2 separate regions of the Mus musculus genome follow, and region 1 is linked to region 2. Evidence: chromatin loops called from intact Hi-C (ENCODE). Cell type or tissue: gastrocnemius. All regions are shown on one strand. Links, peaks and the distances in the headings refer to the core of each region. The heading gives the core; the rest is flanking DNA.

Region 1 (5,276 bases), core at 682-4,681, 140 kb after region 2:
ACCCTAAAGATATAACACTAAGAGAAATCAAACATAACAAAGATAAATGCTGTACAGCTCTAGTCATGTGTGATACTTATATACAGACAGACAGACAGACAGAAAGTACAGAGGACCTAAGCCAGGGCTGGAGTAGACTGATTCACGGGAATAATTTAAGCTTTGAATTGAAAGAAGTTCTAGAGATGGGTAGTAGATATGATTGGAGTTACTGAACTACACCATTAAAAATGGCTAAAACATTTTATATTATGTATACACACATGGCTTGTGCATACACACACACACACACACACACACACACACACACACACACAAAGAGTTTGGTTCTCATTCACTCAGGGTCCCCCTCTCAAGTGATGCCGTAGGCTGCCATAACCACCTTTGACCTACTGTTCCATCAGGACATTCTCCTCAAGGACATAGAGAAGGACTTCCTCTACTCCTCTGCACTCAGACAGTATGTGTGTCCACATACCTGCCAAGAAGCTCTAGCTGGAACTGTGTCACCAGGATCAAAGGAATAATTATCCCCTGAAGGATGTCAAGAGACTGCAGAGGGGAAGCCCTTCCTGCAGAGAAGGAGGCTCTCCTCCTACAGCCGCGAGCTCAGCTCCAGGCATCTATTGACATTCAAGGATGCTGGTCTCATGGAGGACTAACCCTCTAGTGCCTTCAGAGGACTGTGGCAGCTAGGAGAAACTAATGGACCACTTTAGCACCTTAGCTGGGCAGTCCCCAGTGCTTTCTCTCCTTTTCTGTCTCATTCTTCAGTCTATTAAAAAAAAATCTCTTTTGCTGCTTCAGCCACAAGCATGGCTCTCACCCCTTACATCATCATATTGGTGAGATATGCAGACATTGTGAAATTTTATTTCAAAATACCTTTTAATAAGAAGTCATGAATCTCTTAGTGAGTCCCAGCATCTAGGGGCAAGCTCAAATTCATGAATAAAAATGTGCAAATCCAGACCTGGCTGTTGAAGGCACAGCATCCGTTAATAGTGACAAATGGCACAGCCTTTAGCTCCCAGTTACTGACAAGCCAGCCACCCTCGAACAGTCCCAATGCTGGCAGTTGCTCTAGCGTCTGCCCAGTCTCTTACTTTTAGGAAGTGTGAACCCCAGATCAACTTGACCATTTCCCTTTCGCTTGACTCCATGTGCATCTCAGACACACATCAGCCATGAAGACATGTCGGGGTGCTTCCCATTTATGACCAATGGTGTCAACATGCCCTGGGGAGCAGGCTTTGAGACCATTGGCAAGTAAAAGACACATTTAAACATTAGCTACCAGCCCTAGCAGTACATTTGATGAAAAAAATGAATTAATAAATTGGATTCTACTAAATTTTTCTTACTGTGTGTCCATGTCCATGTGGATTTGTGTGTGCCTGTGCCGGAGATTGGTATCAGAGGACTTCTTCAGTCACTCCTTCACTTAGGTTTTTGATACAGGATCTCACTGAACCTGGAGCCAAATGATTGAGTGGGTCTGTCTGGCCAGTGAGCCCCAGGAGATTGTCCTGTCTCCTTCCCCAGCCCTGGGGTTACAGACAAATGCTGGTGGTTTACCTGGGTATTTTATAAAGGTGACAGGAATAGAATCCCATTCTCCTTGCTTGTGCAGCAAGTACTTTGCCACCTGAGCCACCTCCCAGGCCCTAAAGTTAAAATTTTCTAACCTGTGAAAGACCCTGTTAAGAAGACGACAAGCCACAGACTGGAGGAAAATTTGCAAAACACACAGCAGGTAAAATTCTGGTGCTCAATATACATTTAAAAAAACTCTTAAAATATAACACCAATAAACACACTATTCAAAAATGGGCAGAAGACAGCGAGGCATGGTGGCGCACACCTTTAATCCCAGCACTCAGGAGGCAGAGGCAGGCAGATTTCTGAGTTAGAGGCCTGCCTGGTCTACAAAGTGAGTTCCAGGACAGCCAGCGCTACAGAGAAACCCTGTCTCAAACAAACAAACAAACAAACAAACAAACAAACAAACAAAAAATGGGCAGAAGACCTGAACAGACACTATGTCAAATAAAAAATCCAGGTAACGACCATGCAAATGGTCACTGGAGAATTGCAAATAAAACAACAATGAGATACTATGGAGGAGGGGGGCCTGGAGGGTTGGCTCGGTGGCGAGGAGCCCTAGCTCATCTTTCAGAGACCCAGAACCCACATTGGGCAAGTCACACCAGCCTGTAACTGTAACTCAATGCCCTCTGCTGGCCGATATGGGCACTGCACTGTCATACACAGATACCTACACACACACACACACACACACACACACACACACACGAGAGAGAGAAAGAGAGAGAGAGAGAGAGAGAGAGAGAGAGAGAGAGAGAGAGAGAGTTTGTTGTGTATTTTTTTAAAAACATAACACTTTAAACCTGTTAGAAGGGTTATAATCCCCCACACTGACAACACCGAGTGTTAGCAAAAACAAGAACAAGAAGAACTTTGAGTACTATTGGGAATGCAAAATGGTACAGCCACTTAACAAGACAGTTTGGCTGTTTCTTACAAAATCTACATAATCCTACAAAATCACATTTCATGTGATCCATCAACCTCACTCCTCAGTGTGCACCAAAAACAAGTGGTACCACGTCCTCACAAAACTCTGCCCATGGAGGAGACTTTACTCATAATTGCTAGACATTAGAGCCACCTAGATGGCCTTCAAAGGAAGAGTGGATAGCTTGTGGTTTCGTCACACAACGAATTATCATTTGGGAATTTAAAGTCATGAGAAAACAATGGGAAAATGCCAGCTGTAGATCAATATGTAACAAAGCTGCATGCTGTATGCCCCTAACCACGGCCAAGAATCTCTGAATGACAGGATGCGTGCCGAGAAAGTGTCACTGGGTGATGTTGTCACTGGAGAGCTGTCACAGAGTGTGCTCACATAATCCTAGGGGGTGCAGCCTGTTATACATCTAGGCTACATGGGATGGCTTTTGTTCCCAAGCCACAAAGTTGTGCAGCAAGTGCCGGTGACTGGACATGATTGTACAATGGTGTTTTGTATCTAAGCATAAGAAAGGTACAGTACGCATATAGAATAGGGGCTGGAAAGCTCAGTGGTCCAGGGCACTGTCTACTGTTTCAGAGAACCTGGATTTGATCTAAAGCTTATGCATGCCATCTCACACCATCTGTAACTCCAGTCGCAGGGAGATCTGATGCCCTTTTGTGGGCACTGGGCACACATATGGTATACAGACATACATGCAGGCAAAACACTGATATATAAAATATTAAAAGAAAACAGTACATGAGATTTTGTAAATGGTAAACTTGCATAAAATTCTTCCCACAACTAGAGCTTAAATTGGTGATGGAATATGTCACCACACACTCATTACACACACTCACACAGGCAGACATATACACAAAAATAATTTCTGTGGTGAATGTGTAGGTGAATGGAGAGTGTGAAACCCTGGACCACTGCTGTATTCTGTAGACTGTTGACCAAATTCATAGAAATTTTTTTTCAGTAGTAAATGAACCTGAACTAAGTATAAGATTTCATGTCACATACTTTTAAATTTTTAATGTTAAATTTTTTTAAAATCTCATCTATAGGTACTGCCTTTTCACTCCTCCTCTCCCACCTCTAACTCCTTCCACTTGTGTACCTTCAATTTCACATTTTAACCCTTTTGTAATAACCATTTCAAATATATCTGTATATTTTGTTTTCATATTCTATCACCATATTATTCTGAAAGTGTTTTACTTTTTAATTAAAATACAATTAATCATTTTTCCTCTTTCTTTTGTTCCCTCTGGTTTCTCCCAAATACCTTTCTCCCTTACTCCCTCTTGAAATTATTACCTCTCTTTCTTGTTAATGTTTTACACACACACACATTGTCTATATATGTGAATATATATGCATATATACGTATATATATATAATCTTCAGTGCTTTCTAAGCACTAGGAACAGTGATTGTGTTGTAGACATGTCAAAAGATAGTGTTGCATCTGAGCGGGACTATTGGTTGCTTCCTTGCTTAGAAGCTTACATAGCACCTTCCAGAACTGTGAAAGCTAGTCTTTGGGGAGGTAGATTCTTTTTTAAAGTATGTTCAGGGCTAGAGAGATGGCTCATCAGTTAAGAGCACTGGCTGCTCTTCTAGCATCCACATGGCAGCTCACCTCTAGTTCCCAGGATCCTATGTTCTCTGTGGCAACAAGCATGCATGTGGTGTACTGGTTTACAGGTAGACAAAACCCCCAATGCACATTTTTAAAAATTACAACAACAAATACGAATAGTTTTCTAGTTTTTAAGCCTTTTAAAATAAAATCTCTCTCTCTCTCTCTCTCTCTCTCTCTCTCTCTCTCACACACACACACACACACACACACACACACACACACACACACACACGACAGCATGTATCTCTCTTCTTCCTTCACAGTACACTGAGAGATCCTCAAGGATAATGAAACTCATCTCTGAGGTGACAAGGTCTTTTCCTAGCTCCCTCCAGAGTTTGTGCTTGGAGCGCTATTGAAGAATTATCATTCTGTTCAGAGATATGCCTGCAGTGGATTACTTTGCTATTTTCTGGTTTTTGTGGTTGAACTGTTTATAAGCAGACAGAGGACCATAAACATTCGATAAACACTCTTCTCAATAAGTAAAACCTTTCTGGATTGAGATGAATGTTTTCAAACTGTGTTTTAAGATTTCTTTATACTTATTTTATGTGTACAGGTGTTTTACATGACATGGGCATGTAGTGCTGAGGAGGCGAGAGGAGGGCAGAGATGCACTAGAACCAGGGTTATGGGTGTCTGTGGGCTACTGCATGAGTGCTAGGAAATGAACTCTGGCCCTCTGCAAGAGAAGCACATGGGCCATTAGCTTCTGAGCCATCTCTTTAGCCTCCCCATCTTCAAACTTTGTAAAGTATTTGAGGTCTTTAAAAATCAGCTAAGCCCTTCACTGTGGGTTTTCTTGGAAGCTCTTTTTCTTCTCCCTCAAATCTCACTTTTCCCTTGCTTTACTACACAGTTACAGTTCTAACAATGTCAGTCAGTCATCCAAAATCACCTCTCAGGGCTCCTCAATGTCATCCTGTCCACTAAAATTGCTCATCATCTCAGCCACAGCTCTGTTGAGTTTTGCAAATGTGTCTTCATCAAGTAATTCTTGAATGCCTCCTCAAGATGCCTCTCACATACTCCCTGATGACATTACCTCAATCCCAGGCAAGGCACTGAGTGTTGTCA
Region 2 (5,276 bases), core at 860-4,859:
AAAGAAAGTCTCCTTTCTTGGACACCTGTAACTAACTAGGGCTGTGGACATGTAGTGAACGCCTGTGAATGCGAGTACCATTTCATGACAGAAGAAAAATCCCTCTGGAGACTGAAGCAAGAGGACCAGGGCTGACCCCATGGCAGAAGACAGGCAAAGGTTGGTGCCAGTAATTGCCATGATTACCATGCGTACCAAGATCATTCTTAGTGCTGACCCCATCCATCCCTGCTCCCTGTGCTCAGAACAAAGCAGATGAAGATGCCATGATAATTAACAGGAGATTCCTACTTGCCTGTCCTGGTTCAGAGACTTTGATTTTCAAACTCAAAATCAGATAAGGGCCTGACTATACCAGAGTACTGCAACCTTGCTTTCTCTGTAAGTCCACAATTCCGATTGCTAACTACGGCTACCTCCTCACTTAGTAGGCGATACAGTGGGTCAGAGAGCAGGGGACTGTGTGGGAGGAAGAGTCACACCTGAAACATTCATGCCTAGCACTGCACTGCCACCTCCCTGGTATTGACACCACAAGATAAACCGGGATACGGGGTGACTGTAGGTTTCTGTCCATTCTCTGCAAGGGGGAGGACCACCTCTGCCCCAGTTCTAATCCCAGCCACTTCAGATAAGTAGAAGATGTTGAATTACTATTGACGGCATGAAACCTGCCTTCAGAAGAATGAGAAGAGTTTCTCTGTGCACAAGCTCTTAGTCCAATGCTAGCTCCTACCTTTAACTTCTGCCCACGGAGGCCACCCAGCAGACAGTTATGGGGAGGAGTGGGGCTACGTGGATGTTGAGGGAAGAGAGAGAGCAGGGCATCTATCCACAGACTCCAGAGTAGACACCGGAGAGAAGCAACCATGTCAGCATGAAGCCCTGAACTGTCACTAACAGTTCATCAAAGCCAAATCTAGGCAAACTGACAGCCAACAACTATCAATCAGTGCCTTGGGAACGGCACGTGCAGATGCAGGGTCCCAACTGATTCCAGCAACAACCATAGGAATAAAAGACTCAGACTCTACACCAACACTCAGAGAAACAAGATTATACCATGCTGGTACTTATACTGCTAGTGCCATAGTGCTAAAACCAAATTGCCGTCCACTAATCCCCAAACCCAGGTTTGCCAAACTGCAATGCCCACCTTTTTCTTTTTTACATCAAGTGTTGTAAAAAAAATTTTTTAATTAACATGAAAATAAAGCTACTAAATGTCTAAAGACCAAGTCAATTAAAATATAAAAGCAGCTATAACTGCATCATAATTAAATATTTGAGGCAACACTGTATAATATGAAGGCTCAGAGCTACCAAATGAGGAAAACATAACAGAGAACCCACACATTCCCAAAACACTGTGGACATTTTAACTGAGAACTCCTGCAGCCTTAATCAGAGAGAGAAATACAAACCTTGCACATAGTGAGTAAGGGAGCCCATCACAGCCAGCCTGACTTCAGCTCCACTGCTCCCTGGCTAAAGGGGCTGTGCTGTCTGCTTGAAATCTCAAATGCACAAGGCACCGCTCTACAGCCTAACCTGTCTAAAAGAGCCCAGAGCAGATTCACTCTGGTTAATCAGTAGACAAAGTATGCTGCCTGCTTCCATAAAAGGACCTGCTTCTCTATCCTAAGCCATGACATCTTTTCAGAGCAGGAGGGACTCCAAAGGTCAAAGTTTCAGGGAGGAGGCAGGCAGGGAAAGAATGGGGTAGCTGTCAGCAACAGGGGAGAGGAGCCGTAGGCCAGGATGCTGGGGCACAAGTGGGTGATTTCTCTTTTAGAGTTTCTAGGACCTCTCCCCCACAGTAACAGTCGGTGAGAAGCACCCAAGTGGGGGTCTCCTACCAGACAAGACCCTGGGCAGGACCCAGGGTGAACCTGCATGAGTTCTGATCTAAGCACAGGGCCAGCACTGTCTTCATTTTCTCTGTCTTGGAGTCAGAGGGTGGGCACAAGAGCCCCGCAGCCCAAGTCCCATGCGCAGGCTCAGAGTCTTCTGCAGGCCAAGCAGAAGGTGTGTGCAATACAGCTCCTCCAGACTACAGCAAAGGGGTCTGGAAAGGGAAGTAGTGTCTCCCTGTGTCCTGGATGGCTTTACCACAGAGCGGCTGGGACAGGAGCTGGGAGCTACATAGGGGCACTTCTCCTTGGCTTTTCACTCTGCACCCACAACAAAAGCAAAGAAGTAGCCATCTCTGTGACGTTCTTACCTGATGCTCTTTCCTGTCAGCCATCCTGTCCGTGGTTACTGAAGCCTGACAACAGAATTCTGATCATGTGGGGACGTGTCCTCACAAAGCCCACGCTCTGACTGAACTGGCATAAATACTATGTACCGCACCTTCCCTCTCCTTGGCCCTTCCTCCACCTGCAGGCCCTCGCCATTGCTGCTGCTCCTAGCAGGCATGATGCTCCTTTCTAATCCACCTTACACCAAGCCGAATCAGATACAGATACGTGGCCAAGTCTTTCAGGAAGATTTTCCTAACATCCTGACTGTAATTAAACTCTGGCCTCCGACAACTACGGAATCACCTCCTCTCTTTAGTCTGCACTGAAATCTACACGAAACATTCCATCCCTTTATTGCAAAGACTGGTTTCCTCCTCTTCTTCAGCCACCTAGGATTCTATGGAGGTTCTATGGAGAGTATTTAAAAGAAGTAACCAAGTCAGGGGTTAGCGGTTAGCTGCCAGAAGAGGGCGCTCCTGAGCCACATGACTTCCTTGGCCTTTGGAAATACGCTCAGGGAGGCAAGGTGGGGTTCTTCACTGAGCATTAAGCAACCAAGAAGGCTGAGAATAAAGATGTGATAGAAAAGTCTAGGAGTAAGGGGGGGAGTCTAGAAGTAAGTATCCTTACATGAGGGATTTCTTCTTGACATTAACACAAGATATTCTCATCATATTGATGTTACTGACCAAGTAACTGGACCATAAAGTAAGTTTTTTTTTTTTTTTTTTATGGAGTTGTTTGCATTTATTTACTTTCTTCCTTTAAACATGGAATATGCTCAATTGTGTACAGACTTCTTCATGCCCTCACAAAAGGAATCTACAATGTGGATTCTCTCTTCTCTTATCGGCTGTACAATTTCATCTTAAATAAACGTAACAATTTATGTATGATTTTTCATGAAAAGAAATATAATTACATATTTAAAAAACAATACCCCAACTCAGTGTATTGCTTTATTGATAATACAGCTACTTTAGACTTAATAGTCAGTTCTTCACATCCTAATACATTTATAAAAGTAACTATGGTTCAGTCCCTGACTACAGAATGTGAAGTGACCAAGCCCTGACCGCTTCAAAGAGCCCTTTAATCATCTTTGACTCTTCCTTTGAAACATGAAAATGAAAGGATATTAAGTATATTTTATCCAATGTGAAAGTAATAGGTCTCTAGGAAATTATTTTGCTGTCTTACAGAGTCTTATTGAGATCAAAAACAGCATCATGGCTGCCATGGAACAAGTATCAGATTTATACATTTTAAATCTGTTTGTTTGTTTGTTTGTGTTTTGAGAGTCTTGCAATCTAGCCATGTCTGGCTTAGAACTTTCTATGTAGATCTGGCTGGCTTTAAGCTTACAATGACCCTTCTTCCTCTACCTCTTTAAAGTGATCAAATAGACAACTTTATTTTATTTTTTAACATAGTCAGTATTCTAGAAATTTCCACATATTTTAGAGGAAAGCTATCTAGACTAGCACAATGATTTAGACCAGATAAAAATATAAAGTATACAACTGACTATTACCAACTCTCAGTGGCAGGAAGTACAACCAAGAATAGAATCTCAACAATGAAACAATAAAAAAGCTTAAACTTCTAAAGTTACATTTAGTTGATGAAAAATAAGTTATCTGTAATTGATTAGAAATTGGCACAATTCTGTTACATAAGACTGCAATAATTTATCACTGTGTTTAGTATGTCTTTCTCTCTGGAAATATTGGCAGTCACACTCTTAAGCCCCCTCTAGGTTTTATTTTTATGGCACATTAGTGGTGGGCTCGTGTGTAACCTGAGACGTGGATTGATTTCCCTTTACATGAAAACATCTGCTTAGGTGAAGCTCCTTAATTCGCCCTCAGTCAATTATAAATTATTAAGTTAATCTTATTTGAAATGAGAATATGAAATACCTCAGCAGCCAATATTTATTGACTAATGTGAAACCTTTATATATTTCTTTGCTGTCTTGGAGAAAAGAAAACAGATAAATTATTTCTGATCTATCAGGGAACAAATGCAATCCAAATCACCTTAAACTTTAGACCAGTATTTGAATTTTAAGTAAGTGATGATTTGCATATGAAATAATGGTTTAACGATCTTTCATAAAGTAAGTTTTTTATGTATGTTGCTGCTGCTGCTGTTTGGTTTTTATCAAGTATCAGTCAAGGGAAGAAAAATCAGTGCTGGCTTAATTAAAGAAAGACAACTGAGTGGTTAGACAAGCCGTAACTTCCATGACTTCAGTTCCCCAGCTGTCTTTGAAAATGAATGAAATAATGTGGCAGCAATGTGCTATTACCCAGGATATGAGTGAGTACTTGAGTAGGCGGTGTTGCTAGCCAAGCTATAGCCGACACCATTACATATTTTATCTAGAGATATCTATCTTCTTTGGGTCATATTTTCTTCTAATCATGAATTCAAATGAATAATACAGTTTCCTCATTAGTAACAGTAAGTAAGTACATGTGGATGCATAGTGTGTTGTATATGAGTGTGTGTGTGTGTGTGTGTGTGTCTGTGTGTGTGTGTGTGTGTGTGTGTGTGTGTGTGTGTGTGTGTGTGTGAGATTTAGGTGTGGAGGGCAGAGGATAAATCCAACAGTCATTCCTCAGGGGCTTTTACCTTGTTTTTTGATACAGGGCCTCTCGTGAGCTCACAGAACTCCACACTGCCACCACCACCACCATCACCACCATCACCACCACCACCACCACCACCACCACCACCACCACCACCACCACCGCCGCGCCGCCAGTGCCGCCGCCCCATCTCTGCCTCCCCAGTGCTGTAGTTGCCTGTGCACTCCAACGTGCCCAACGCTTTCTATGGACGCTGGGATCATACTCGGTCCTCACGCTTAACAATAAGCATCTTTAACTATTAAGTGCTCTCCCCAGCCCAGCATCCCACAGTTCTACCAGCAAAGCTACAAACACAGACCCTTATGGCAGAGTTAAAAAGGCCTGCCTACCACATTACCGAGGTAATACACTGCATTCTAATGGCCACAGA

Evidence for each region. A loop is a pair of places that touch in the nucleus more often than their neighbours do. Peaks named below come from ENCODE experiments on the same cell type or tissue, not always from the same donor. Only the 100,000 strongest peaks of a DNase experiment are listed, where the experiment ranks them.
Region 1: it touches region 2 in a loop (4-fold over the local background); 11 of 42 quality-filtered maps call a loop at or near these places.

The regions. Positions count from the first base shown.
Region 1 is chr2:3,626,864-3,632,139 of GRCm38, reverse strand. All of the region lies in intron 1 of LOC108168726, which reads right to left. Among named protein-coding and RNA genes, the nearest start is that of Fam107b, 84 kb to the left of the region's middle. In gastrocnemius, for the core only: no CTCF peak of the experiment used is centred there; a DNase peak (open chromatin) is centred at 2,220.
Region 2 is chr2:3,766,910-3,772,185 of GRCm38, reverse strand. All of the region lies in intron 1 of Fam107b (family with sequence similarity 107, member B), which reads right to left. Among named protein-coding and RNA genes, the nearest start is that of Gm36031, 38 kb to the left of the region's middle. In gastrocnemius, for the core only: a CTCF peak has its summit at 2,713 (motif pointing right); a DNase peak (open chromatin) is centred at 2,720.